Linked DNA regions of Homo sapiens: regions 1 and 2 are each linked to region 3. A link is a loop called in an ENCODE intact Hi-C map of the cell type or tissue named here. Cell type or tissue: heart left ventricle. All regions are shown on one strand. Region 1 overlaps FRY (FRY microtubule binding protein). Region 2 has its middle 120 kb from the start of FRY-AS1. Region 3 overlaps ZAR1L (zygote arrest 1 like).

Region 1 (4,000 bases), 63 kb after region 3:
TAGCCAGGTTAAAAAAAATGTGAAAATGGACCAAGATTAAATTGAAACCTTAATATTATTTACATATTAAATATAGATGCAGGTGTCACAATGGTAGCAAATAGTATCTCATCCTGAATACTGAAATGATGAAAGGTCAGTGAGGACCATTGTATAAAAAACCCAACTTGGATATGACCTACATAATAGTGCAAGTAAGTTCCATATAAGCACACCAGGTTTATTTCTTTTTTTTTTAATATACTTTAAGTTCTGGGGTACATGTGCAGAATGTGCAGGTTTCTTACACAGGTAGACATGTGCCATGGTGGTCTGCTGCACCCATCAACCTGTCATCTACATTAGGTATTTCTCCTAATGCTATCCCTCCCCTTGTTCCCCACCCCGTGATAGGCCTCGGTGTGTGATGTTCCCCTCCCTGTGTCCATGTATTCTCTTTGTTCAACTCCTACTTATGAGTGAGAACATGCAGTATTTGACACCAGGTTTATTTCTTAGTGAATTTATTCATTCAGCAGAGTTTTGGAAATATTTACTAGTGATCTACTAATGCACCAGATGTTGTACTGAGCCCTGGTTATAAACAGGAACAGAGTACAGTTTCTGCTTTGGGGGTTCATGAGTCATGGGGTAAGAGATGTGAAAGCAAAGTTATTTTATACCTTAGACTTCAATATAAGCCTCCCAAATATTTGTTCATGGACTATCAGGTAAACATGACTACTTCCTGTCCTTTCTTTTCTTCCTGACTCCTTAGCTTGGGTCCCTAGTCTTTTGCTCCTCCCTCTCTCTCCCCTGCCCGCTTCAAGGCAAGAATTTAGTTTTACTTGTTTAAAAAATAGTGTGGACTGGGGAAGCAACTATAAAAGTGGAGTCTATATTCCTGTAAATTTCGGTCATCTGCTGAACTGGCTGTCATTCAGGGAGAAACATTGTGGATATAAAGACATGACCATTGTCAGATAAAGAATGAGTGAAGGTCATGGTTTAAAATGCTTATGATCGTTCCATTTTTAAATACCTCTTTTTAAAATCATTTTTTACATAACTGAGGCTAGTTTCTATTTTTAAAAGCTGCCAACTGAGAGTCCCAGTGAATATGACACTCAATGGGTTCTTTAAAAAGCAAAACCTAATTTAGCCCTTAGAAATCTTCATTTGAAATAACTGTCAAATAAGTCTTCTTTTTTCCAGGCAACTACTTTTGATCTTTGCTACTACAAATTCATGCTAAAGTTCACAGAAATAGTTAACATAGCTAAGTACCTCCGAAATATCGAAGTGGAAGTCCAGGGTTTTCCCAGGTAATTCCTTGGAAGCACTAGTCCACACTCGATGTATTTCTATTTTTGAGAGGTCACTGTGCTGGTATGAAGGTAAAACAAGGCTGGCTGACCGAGAAACTACCAGCTTCAAGATATTCAGAGCTTCTCTCCAGTGAACACTCTGCAGGAAATAAAACATTCAAGGGTTAAAAATAATTTAATTTTTTTAAAGCTAATGTATGTCAGAATGACCAGTGAGAAGCTAGTGACCAGTCAGAATTCACTGACTTAAAACAGCGCAGCAGGTTCCATGAGAAGTAAAAGGCAAATGACATAAAAAGACAATGTATATATAAAAGGAGCTATGTTTAGGAGACAAACAAAAAAGACCAATTTTGTCCATTTCAGCTAAATTAAATTCTTATTAATGAGGTACCATTATGGTAATGAGGCACCTCCTTAATTTGAGGGAAAAAAAAAAGCTCCCAATGCATTTTATGACACTGACTGTTCAGTTCACTCTTTCTTAAAGTTCTCCCCACCCTCCGGTTTCCAGTCTTCTTGGTCCTCCTTCTAGTTCTCTGGCTCCTCCTGCTCCATTTGCTTCCTGGGTACCTTGATCTCTGTCTTCAGCCCTCTTTTCTTCTCACTTCTTGTCTTCCTCATTACTTAACTCAGGAATCTGGAAGCCCTTCTTAACCCTTTCTTTCCCTCCCTCCTGGTAATCTGTTCCCTCCACGGCATTCCTGCTGGCACTGGCTCAGCGGCACCCTCTTGGGCCTTGCCTGGACTATCTCAATGGCCCCTTACTGGTGTCTTGGCTTGCAGCCCTTAAGTGCATCAGATCCAGCTAGAGTGATCTTCCTAGAACTCTTCAGACCAAGCCACTTCCCTGACTAAACTCCTTCACAGACTCCCTCTGGTGGACAGGGTGGAGTCCACACTCTTTGAGCATGGCCTGCAAGGGTCATCTCCCCCAGGCTGCTGCTGGAGTTCCCCAAACTTGGCAAGCCCTCTCAGCCTCTGTGCCTTTACTCATGCTATGCCCTCATCCTTGAATACATTTCCCCTCCTTATTGGCATGTCAAATTCCTACTCTTCATTTAAGACTCAGTTTTACCATCTTCGTTTCTCTGACAACCTCCAATCAGACTGTGTGCCGCTCCCATAAAAATATTAGAAACACAGATAAACAAATTTGATGAAAGTTGTTATTATTATTTTTTGCCTGGACTTTGCAGTCAAAGCACATGAAATAAAACATCTATTAAATTCTGCGCAAGGGAAGCCATGGTTTAAATGTGAAATAAGCTACTATTTGAGTTAAGATAAAAAGTATCAGACGTCGCCCGCAGGCCTAAGACAAAATGGACAGCCTCATTAAACAACAAAATGGGGCACACATTCGTAGAAAGGTGTCAACTGACCACCTGTCTCCTGTGAGTGAAGTGAGAAACTGTTAACTGACTGCCTACCCTATGTGGTGTAAGTATGATGCAGCAACGCCACTTGAAAAATGCTTGGAAGTCACTTTCAGCATCAAATAATTTCTGTAAGTAATTTGGTGAAGTAAAGATGGAAAGGAATGTCTAAAATTTATACGGTATATCTTCATCAATGAGCTTCCAGAGAGAACCTAGCATTTGCCCTTGAATCCTACAAGTTACAAAGTACATTCCAGAGAAGAAATAGACAAATACAATATAGAGAAAAGGATGTCTATGCTCTTGAGCTAGGCGCTCTCTACTTAACCCCATCGTGGCCCTGCACTACTCCCATGGCCTGGAGCCTCCCTGCTTTAGTCTGTGGTCATGTGTTTTAGATTAACTTCCAGGCTCTAGAAACTCGTCCTGGTGTGTTTGAGCTATCTTTCCATCTATCTATATTCCTATCTTCCTATTTATCACTGTTGGCCGGGTTGGAGTGCAGTGGTGTGATCACAGTTCACTGTAACCTCAACCTCCTGGGCTCAAGGGAAACTCTCTCCCCAGCCTCCTAAGTAGCTGGGACTATAGGTGTGCACCACCACACCTTGCTGATTTTTAAAATTTTTTTTATTTTTGTAGAGATGGGGTGTCACTTTGTTGCCCAGGCTGGTCTTGAACTCCTGGCCTCAAGCGATCCTCTTGCCTCAGCCTCCCAAAGTGCTGGGATTACAGGATAAGCCACTGCACCTGGCCTTGATATTTATTTTTATTTTCATTAAAATAAATTGTGTTTCTGGTCTTCTCAGAGTACGGCTTTAAGAATCAATCTGGGCTGGACGTGGTGGCTCATGCCTGTAATCCCAGCACTTTGGGAGGCCGAGGCGGTGGATCACGAGGTCAGGAGTTCGAGACCAGCCTGGCCAATATGGTGAAACCCTGTCTCTACTAAAAATACAAAAATTAGCCGGGCGTGGTGGCACACGCCTGTAGTCCCAGCTACTTGGGAGGTTGAGGCAGAAGGATCGCTTGAACCCGGGAGGTGGAGGTTGCAGTGAGCCGAGATTGTGCCACTGCACTCCAGCCTGGACAGAGCGAGACTCAGTTTTGAAAAAAAAAATCAATCTGTAGCTGTTTGGAGATGTCCAAGTATCCTGCCAGGGAGGCTGCCTGGTACAATAAAACAAAGACACTGGCTTTGGATCCAAATACCAGCTCCAGCCTTTACTAACTGAAATCTTGGAGCCAGTCTCTTGGTTTTAAAAATATACATAAAGACTGTTTATTATGGAAATATTAAAATATACACAG
Region 2 (4,000 bases), 400 kb after region 3:
AAAAATACCTAGATAGGTAGATACATAGCAAAACAGATAAACATAGAGGTGGACAGAAAGTGTTTGGAAGGATAGGCACTAAGGTAATACCAATAAACTGTTGTAGGATTACAATGTTTTTCAAAAAGTATTTTTCTTATATGTATTTTATAATTTTCTACAATACATTTACACTGATCTTGGACTAATAAATAGATAATTACATTAAAAAAGAAATATTTACTGACTTCCCAATGTGCATTGAGCATTAGGACTACAAAGTGGAATCAGGCCATGATTCTACCTTGAGAACCTCAGTCCCTAGAGGGAAACAGACAATTTCCCAGTGTACAGGGCACAGCATCGAAAGATCTGTGGCATCCACCTGGATGCAGCGCTGTGAGAAGGCTGAGGACTTGAACCCTCGCTCTCCCTGAGGCCGCCCAGCCATAGCACTGGACATTACAGCAGCACTCTCATCTGGCTGGACCAGAGCTGGGAAAGGCTGGAACAAATACTGGTCATATTGGGGATGAGGAATGATTTCCCCTCTGAAAGGCTGTTTTTGTTTTTGTTTTCTGGTAAAAGAACACAAAGAAAACAACCAGAAAACCCAAACCAATACACACCACAACATGAAAGACAAAGAAATAACATAAAAACAATGCCCTTTACAATGCGAGATGGGACCTCCCTGTGGAAAGATGAAAAGCAGATGCTTGATATATTGCTGCACATGCATTTGTGTCATCTCTCCCTTTCTGGCCATGGTTATTCTGCTATAATTTGTTTTCTGCTGAATTAGATCCTACCCCATCCTTCAAGCTCAGCTAGTTCCTTCCATTTCGCCAGTCTCCCCTAACCCTTCAGTCACATAGCATCCCCATCCTTTAAACACATAGTATTTTATCTGATACACATTTGCAAATTTCATGTCTGGTATGTGTGATTTATATCTTAGATTACGTAAGTTGTCTTGTGAATTTTTTGTGGTTTTGGGGTTTGATTTTTTGTTTTGAGACAGGGTCTCGCTCTGTCACCCAGGCTGGAGTCTAGCGGCACGATCACTGCTCACTATAGCCTTGAACACATGAACTCAGGCAATCCTCCTGCCTTAGCCTCCCAAGTAGCTAGGACTACAGGCACACACCACCACACCTGGCTGCTTTTAAAATTTTTGTGGAGACAGGGTCCTGTTATGTTGCTTAGGCTGCTCTTGAATTCCTGGCCTCAAGGAACCCTCTTACCTCCTGAAGTGCTGGGATTACAGGCATGAGCCACCACACCCAGCATGTGAATATTTGGTCACTAAGAGCAATTTTAGGCACATACATATTAAGCATTCTATACACACTTTTCAGTAAATTATGTTGAACAAAAATACCTCTGATTTTTAAGACAGCTTAACACTAGAAAATAAACCTTCTAGCTACACTAAAATGGTTGCTTATTATTAATAAATGCCAATTTAATTTTCTAACTTTTTTCAGCACTTCAAATTTTTGCAGCACTGCCACTTTATCCTGATACATTCATATGTTTTATTTTAAATTCAACAGTAGACAAATACTGATCAAATGCCCAAATTCTGTGGTTCTAAAAGTTTAGAAATAATTCACTTCCTCTATTATTCATTTCTAGCAGACTAGAACTACTAAACATTTTAACACACGTGACTGTCTCTTGGGAGAGGACAAAGTCACAATCTAAGAATAATAATGTGTTTTCCTTAAAAAAAAAAAGTCTAAGAGGAGGACTATTGTTAGAATTTCTTTTCTAAAATTCAGCATGGGAATAAAAGACCTGCTTTTGAGAAGATGCTGACTGTAATGATAAATAATAATAAATGTTTGACTCAAATCATAAAGCTATATCGTATAACTTCAAATAAATGTCTTCAAGACAAGGTAGTGTATTATTTTAAAAGCTTTAATTTTTTAATAGCAAAGCTAAGAGAAAAGCAGAGGCACATTATAACATTACTCTAGCGCCCTCTGGTGTCCCACGTGCAGCACACCTTTTTTAGTTCATCATTTGCTGTTTCTATAGCTATTTGCAAAGGAGCATTTTGGGAAACGACTAATGTGTCTGGAGAGGAATGCCTCATTAAAGAAAACCAAATATGTGAATCATACAACATCTTACAACCAAATGATTTGCTAATTATGCCCATACATACTGTTTACCTCACTCTGGGGAGCTGGAGTTGGCATTACGCTTATTAAAGCCACACAGGTAAGCGGAGTTGATTAAACATGAGGGCTTGAAAAGGAAATATCTGTAATACTAGCCAATGTTTGCTTCGTAGAAAATTTCCATGGGAAGCTACAGGTGATGTGATAAAAGCTGGATGTTTAGTGGATACCTATCATTATTAAACCTGTTTTGGTTTAAAAACATTGCAAAATTTAGATGAGTGAAAATTAATTGTCACAAGTGATGTTAGTCTTTGTGGGTCAGAAATGCAAATATGCCCCTTTAAAACGCACACACTTAAAACTGACTCCATATTGAAAAGTCAACTTAACCTGAAATATTAAAATAATAACTGCAACTTGTAAATATTATAAAACAAAGGATAAGAGCATGTAAATTATAAGTAGGCATAAAGGAAAAACAAAAACCCAAATAACTCCACTCTAATATGAGTACCAATCTCTGAAAGAAATATACCCAAATGTTAACAGAGTTTGTATTAAAGTAATAGAATTGTGTCTAACTTTTTACTTATGCTAACTTCACCTATTTCCTTTTGATTCTCTCTTCATCATCTAACCCCAAATCCCAAGTGCTAGAAGCAGCTGTCCTCATTTCTGGCTACTGTTGTCCTGTCTTTTTCATTGTCACAGCTGAGAAATTGACAATTTATGTAATCCAGTTCATCTGCTTAGCAACAGGAAGGGTGGGGCTCAAAACAGAGGAAAACTACCCAGTAGCATTTGCAATTGTGAAATGAGAAAGGAAGAATGGGGAATTGGCTAAAGGTCATGTAAGTTATCTCTGAGGGGCTGAAAAAAGAGATCAAACTATTTTCAATTCTAAATCTCAAAAGGATAAGTCAGAAGAAATGTTCTATATTCTTCTTAGACCTCTATAATTACAGTCTTAAGATTGCCACGTGATTGAAATGCCATAAATAGTGCTTCACTGACAAATAAATACAAAGTTATTTGCTCCTGAATCTCTAAATGTGTCAATTTTGGGCTTGGCCTCCGAAATTGCCTTAGGGAAACAGTGTATCTTAGCTGAGAGTCAGATAATCCCATGCAAATAGGAGTTTCAGCCAGGTGAGAACCCATAATACAGCTACTCTGAGCACGAATCGCACTCCTTGTCCTGCTGTACTTCCCATTTTATCTTGCATCAGTAAAAAGGAGGAAAGAATGGGAAAAGAACTGGAGTATCACTGGAGCAGTTCTTAGTACTCCAAGCTTTCCATCTTTGTCAGAACCTACTTAGAGTTTGGGCTACAGTCTCATCGCATGAATGAGGACCCAGCAGTGGTAAGAGCATAAGGGTCATGTCACCAAGTTGCATTAAACTGCCATGTATCTCATCAGAAATTTATCAGATTTACAGTGCCATCATGTCTCTTCTTTATGGCGGGCTTGATCACAAATTCAGAAGAAAGGAGTTTCACTGAAACGAATCGGCCAAATGATGTGTTTCAGTTTTATTTTCTCGGTTAGTCCTTAGAAATTTGGCTAAATCAGCCAAGACCTCACCATAAAATAAAAGAGAAAATGTCGCTTATTTCCCATTTAACAGATTTTCCTGCTGCTTAAATTGGTTTATTCATTTGTTCAAAATGTGTTTTTTGAGCACCTACTACGTGCAGTGTTCCAAGCACTGAGGTTATTGTGGTGAATAAGACCACAGGACCCCTGCTCTCATAAGCTGATAATATGATTATGTGTGAGCACGCACACACAAACTAAAAAGGAAAAATTAATAGATGCATAAGAAAATGTCGAATAGTACAACAAATACATCACAGAGAATTAAGGCATAGTAACATGAC
Region 3 (4,000 bases):
GAGCACAGTGCCTTTGGGCCAGCCTGGACTCTCAGGGCACAAACAGCCCGACTGGAGGCAAAATATGGGTCCTCCCACTTTTCTGGCCAGGCCAGGGCTGCTGGTGCCCGCGAACGCCCCTGACTACTGCATTGACCCTTACAAGAGGGCGCAGCTTAAGGCCATTCTCTCCCAGATGAACCCCAGCCTGAGCCCGCGGCTGTGCAAGCCCAACACCAAGGAGGTGGGCGTGCAGGTGAGCCCGCGGGTGGACAAGGCTGTGCAGTGCTCTCTGGGGCCTCGCACCCTCAGCAGCTGCTCCCCCTGGGACGGCAGAGACCCCCAGGAGCCCCTGCCAGCCTGTGGGGTCACTTCGCCCGCCACCGGCCGCAGGGGCTTGATCCGCCTGCGGAGAGATGGGGACGAAGCGGAGAGCAAGGCGCTCCCGGGCCCTGCGGAGGCCAGCCAGCCGCAGCCACCATCACGGAGGTCAGGAGCTGACAGGCAGGAGGAGCCCGGGCAGCTGGAGGAATCGGGGGAGAAAGACGCCCCGTGCCCTCAGGAGACGAAGAGCAAGCAGGTGCCTGGAGACGCCGCCTCCGAGCCGCTCCGGAGGCCCAACTTCCAGGTAGATCCTCTCTTCCCTCTTCTTAGTCCTCGACCAGCCTCATCCCCTCCCTCCTTTTCCATCTATGGGGGCAATAAGAGCAAAATCTTCTCTCTCTTCTTCCATGTACTTGGTGAAGGAGAGGGAGCTCTGAAAATATGTATATCACGTGGCCTGTATGTTTGGTAAGTTTTGGGTAAAATAGGTGCCAACCCAAACTAAGCCTGTGAAAACCAACAGTCTGGCAACCACTGCTATTGGAGAATTTGGAGACGAAGAAGGGCTTCGAGTCTGTAATACATGAAATCAGACTTTCGTTTTGGGAAGATTGTGCCGGTAGCATTGTGGAAAATGGATTGGAAAAGTACAAACGACAGCAGCAAGAAGAATCCCAGAGTAATCTTTAAGAGAGATGAGAAACTGAATCAATGCCGTAGTCTTGAGAATAGATACAAGTGAGGTTAAAGAAGTCATTTTTTTTTCCTTATACAAAGTCATAAAGAAGGATCTGGCTTTTTTCCCCTTGCATGATGGTAAAGTACTTTTCTTCTTTATTTTCAGTTTTTGGAACCAAAATATGGCTATTTCCACTGTAAAGATTGTAAGACCAGGTGGGAGAGTGCTTACGTGTGGTGCATTTCTGGAACGAACAAGGTAAATAAAAAGAGTAGGAGGTGAGAGGAGGATGGGGTGGGCACGGATGGTAAGCGGGGAAGAATCTGATTCCTGAGGGAGCATGGCTGTCATAGTCCTGTCTTGATCTTGGTGGCATCCCCCGTGCCAGGTGTACAGGAAGTGCTCAGTGAATGAATGGAACTGAATCGGACTGTCCACCTGGGTTTCCGAACCATACTCTGGCGTTATATATGACAAGATGTCAGGTTACTTAGATGAACTTTTGTTCTTGTCTACATTGGAAGTTTTTCTAACCGTTTTTTAGTTGGTATGCTTGGAACAGGTCTGGGCCTTAGCGCTAGGAAATTTCCACTGTTTGTCCACAAGGTGGGGCAATAAGTGAAAAAACTTACTGTAAAGATTTGCCTGTAAGAGACTTAGGCTACGCCTAAAGTTTCTTTTGCCCCCTTCCTAATTTAATTGCCAACATATTAGGACTGGAAAAGGCTTCACATTAAATTCTGCATTTCTGCATTTTCGTGAATCCTGTAGGCTCTGGTCATTAGAGACCCTCGTTTGAGAATGAGAACAGCAGGCTGCCCCTAAGGCTTCCTCTTCTTTTCCTTGCCCTGTGCACCTCGTTTTGCAACAGTCTACGTGGCCCGATGTTATTAACCTCCATAAGCATTTGAGTGTGAACGCCCTGTGCTGTCGCATGTTTAGAAATTGCCTTACTGGCCAAAGGACTGTGGAGAGAGAGGGCAAAAAGGCATTGAGTTCCGGATGAAAACTTGATTTCTCACACTAGCCATTTACTAGAGACCTAGAGAGTGAATAGATTTTTAAAGTTGAAGTTGAATTTACTTCCTTCTCTTGCCAGAAGAAAAATGAGTTTAATTCAAACATTCCAAGGCACTAGGATACAAAGAACAAAACACAGGACTTGTTCTCAAGGAATTTATTTTGATACGAGTGATGGAAACAAAATGTAATTTGGCAATACGTGCAGTAGCATCCTTCTTCATATGGAAGCAGTGCAGAGATAGCACAGGAAGGAGGGTATTAGCTCTGTCTGAGGGAAGACAGCTTGATGTCCAAGCAGGATTTGAAACAATAAATAGGAGGAAGAGTTCACCAAGCAAGGCAGAGAGAAAATGTGCACAGGAAATTGCACAAAGCCTAGAAAGCAGGTGGTATTGATGGGTAACCACAAGTAATTTAAAGTGTAAGCCGGGAAATACTGAAAAATGAAACATGTAAGAGCTAAAAGATAAGGACAAAAAGTATGGCAGCCACTTCCCATTGAGTATCTACTGTGGTACTTGGTGTACATTATTAGGGAGTTCTCAGAACTATGGAAAAAGTAAGTATTAATCGTATTATTCTGGCTGGATGCGGTGGCTCAGGCTTGTAATCCCAGCACTTTGGGAGGCCGAGGTGGGTAGATCATTTAAGGCCAGGAGTTTGAGACCAGCCTGGTCAACATGGCAAAACCCAGTCTCTACTAAAAATACAAAAAATTAGCCGGGTGTGGTGGCGGGCACCTGTAATCCCAGCAACTCAGGAGGCTGAGGCAGGAGAATCGCTTGAACCCAGGAGGCGGGGGTTGCAGTGAGCCGATTTCCCACCATTGCACTCCAGACTGGATTACAAGAGCAAAACTCCATCTCAAAAAAAAAAAAAAATGTATTCCAATTTTATGGGTAAGGAAAATTAGATTCAAAGAAAAAGTGATTAATAAGAACTAGTACACCTTGAAACCCCAAGGGTAGAGGTTGGTAAAAGCAAGATAAAAGGCAAGGCAAGGGTAGAAGTTGGTAAAAGCAAGATGCAATGGATTACTTAAGAACTGGGAGCCTTTGCAGGGTGTGGGTGTGTATAAAAGCTTGTATTAAAAAAAAACATATTTCTCTTTAGGTTTATTTCAAACAACTCTGTTGTAAATGCCAAAAGAGTTTTAACCCTTATCGAGTAGAAGCAATCCAATGTCAGGTGAGCATATGGAACACTTCCATTGTGTCTATGTTTCATTACTAAAATGAAGCCTCTGTGACAAAATGTTAGGATTTGATAGAGTTGGATATTGGTATGTGAGTGTTCTGTATGTTTGAGATGTTACATTTTAGAACAATGAAAGCATAAATTCTAGTTTGCATCTTTTTTGAAGGGAAAGAGGGGAAGATTCACTATTTCAAGTTGCCTTATGGGGTGTGTTTGTTTTTCCTCTGACACCCTGGGCATAGTTAGAATGTAGTAATGTAAAAGGTGACTGCTGTTAATTTTTTACTACATGCCAAATTTTGAGATAGTGCTTTACATGCATTACCTCCTGTCATCTAATCTTTGTGGGAGATGTTATTCCTATTTTATAGATCTGAAAGCTAAGTTCAAAATAACTTTCCCAAGGTTAGATGGATAGTATTAGAGCTCTGACTGGATTCTATGGTGTCTCCAATGTTTAGAAATTCACAGAACTAGGTGAGATCCTTAACTTGCTTTTTGTAATTGATATGTTTTTTAACCTAAGTCCTTAGTTAAAAACATTTCTTCTTTTTCTATAATTAGTAGAAATAAATAGGCCAGGCATGGTGGATCATGCCTGTAATCCCAGCACTTTGGGAGGCCAAGGTGGGTGGATCACAAGGTCAGGAGTTCGAGACCAGCCTGGCCAATATAGTGAAACCCCGTCTCTATTAAAAATACAAAAATTAGGCAGACATGGTGGCAGGTGCCTGTAGTCCCAGCTACTCGGGAGGCTGAGGCAGGAGAATTGCTTGAACCCAGGAGGAGGAGGTTGCA

The links. Peaks named below come from ENCODE experiments on the same cell type or tissue, not always from the same donor. Only the 100,000 strongest peaks of a DNase experiment are listed, where the experiment ranks them.
Region 1: a loop joins it to region 3, with 7 times the contacts of the local background. A loop is called at or near these places in 58 of 110 quality-filtered maps.
Region 2: a loop joins it to region 3, with 14 times the contacts of the local background. A loop is called at or near these places in 81 of 110 quality-filtered maps.

The regions. Positions count from the first base shown.
Region 1 is chr13:32,244,769-32,248,768 of GRCh38, reverse strand. It overlaps FRY (FRY microtubule binding protein), which reads right to left. Exons shown (of 61, transcript NM_023037.3): 48 at 1,267-1,446. Among named protein-coding and RNA genes, the nearest start is that of ZAR1L, 69 kb to the left of the region's middle. In heart left ventricle, a CTCF peak has its summit at 2,189 (motif pointing left); a DNase peak (open chromatin) is centred at 2,208; H3K4me3 peaks cover 219 bases; H3K27ac peaks cover 819 bases.
Region 2 is chr13:31,908,062-31,912,061 of GRCh38, reverse strand. It overlaps the pseudogene EEF1DP3. Among named protein-coding and RNA genes, the nearest start is that of FRY-AS1, 120 kb to the left of the region's middle. In heart left ventricle, a CTCF peak has its summit at 1,985 (motif pointing left); no DNase peak of the experiment used is centred here; H3K27ac peaks cover 1,560 bases.
Region 3 is chr13:32,307,879-32,311,878 of GRCh38, reverse strand. It overlaps ZAR1L (zygote arrest 1 like), which reads left to right. Exons shown (of 6, transcript NM_001136571.2): 3 at 1-607; 4 at 1,148-1,240; 5 at 3,119-3,193. Among named protein-coding and RNA genes, the nearest start is that of ZAR1L, 5.5 kb to the left of the region's middle. RefSeq lists a silencer at 1,625-1,684. In heart left ventricle, a CTCF peak has its summit at 1,580 (motif pointing right); a DNase peak (open chromatin) is centred at 308; H3K4me3 peaks cover 437 bases.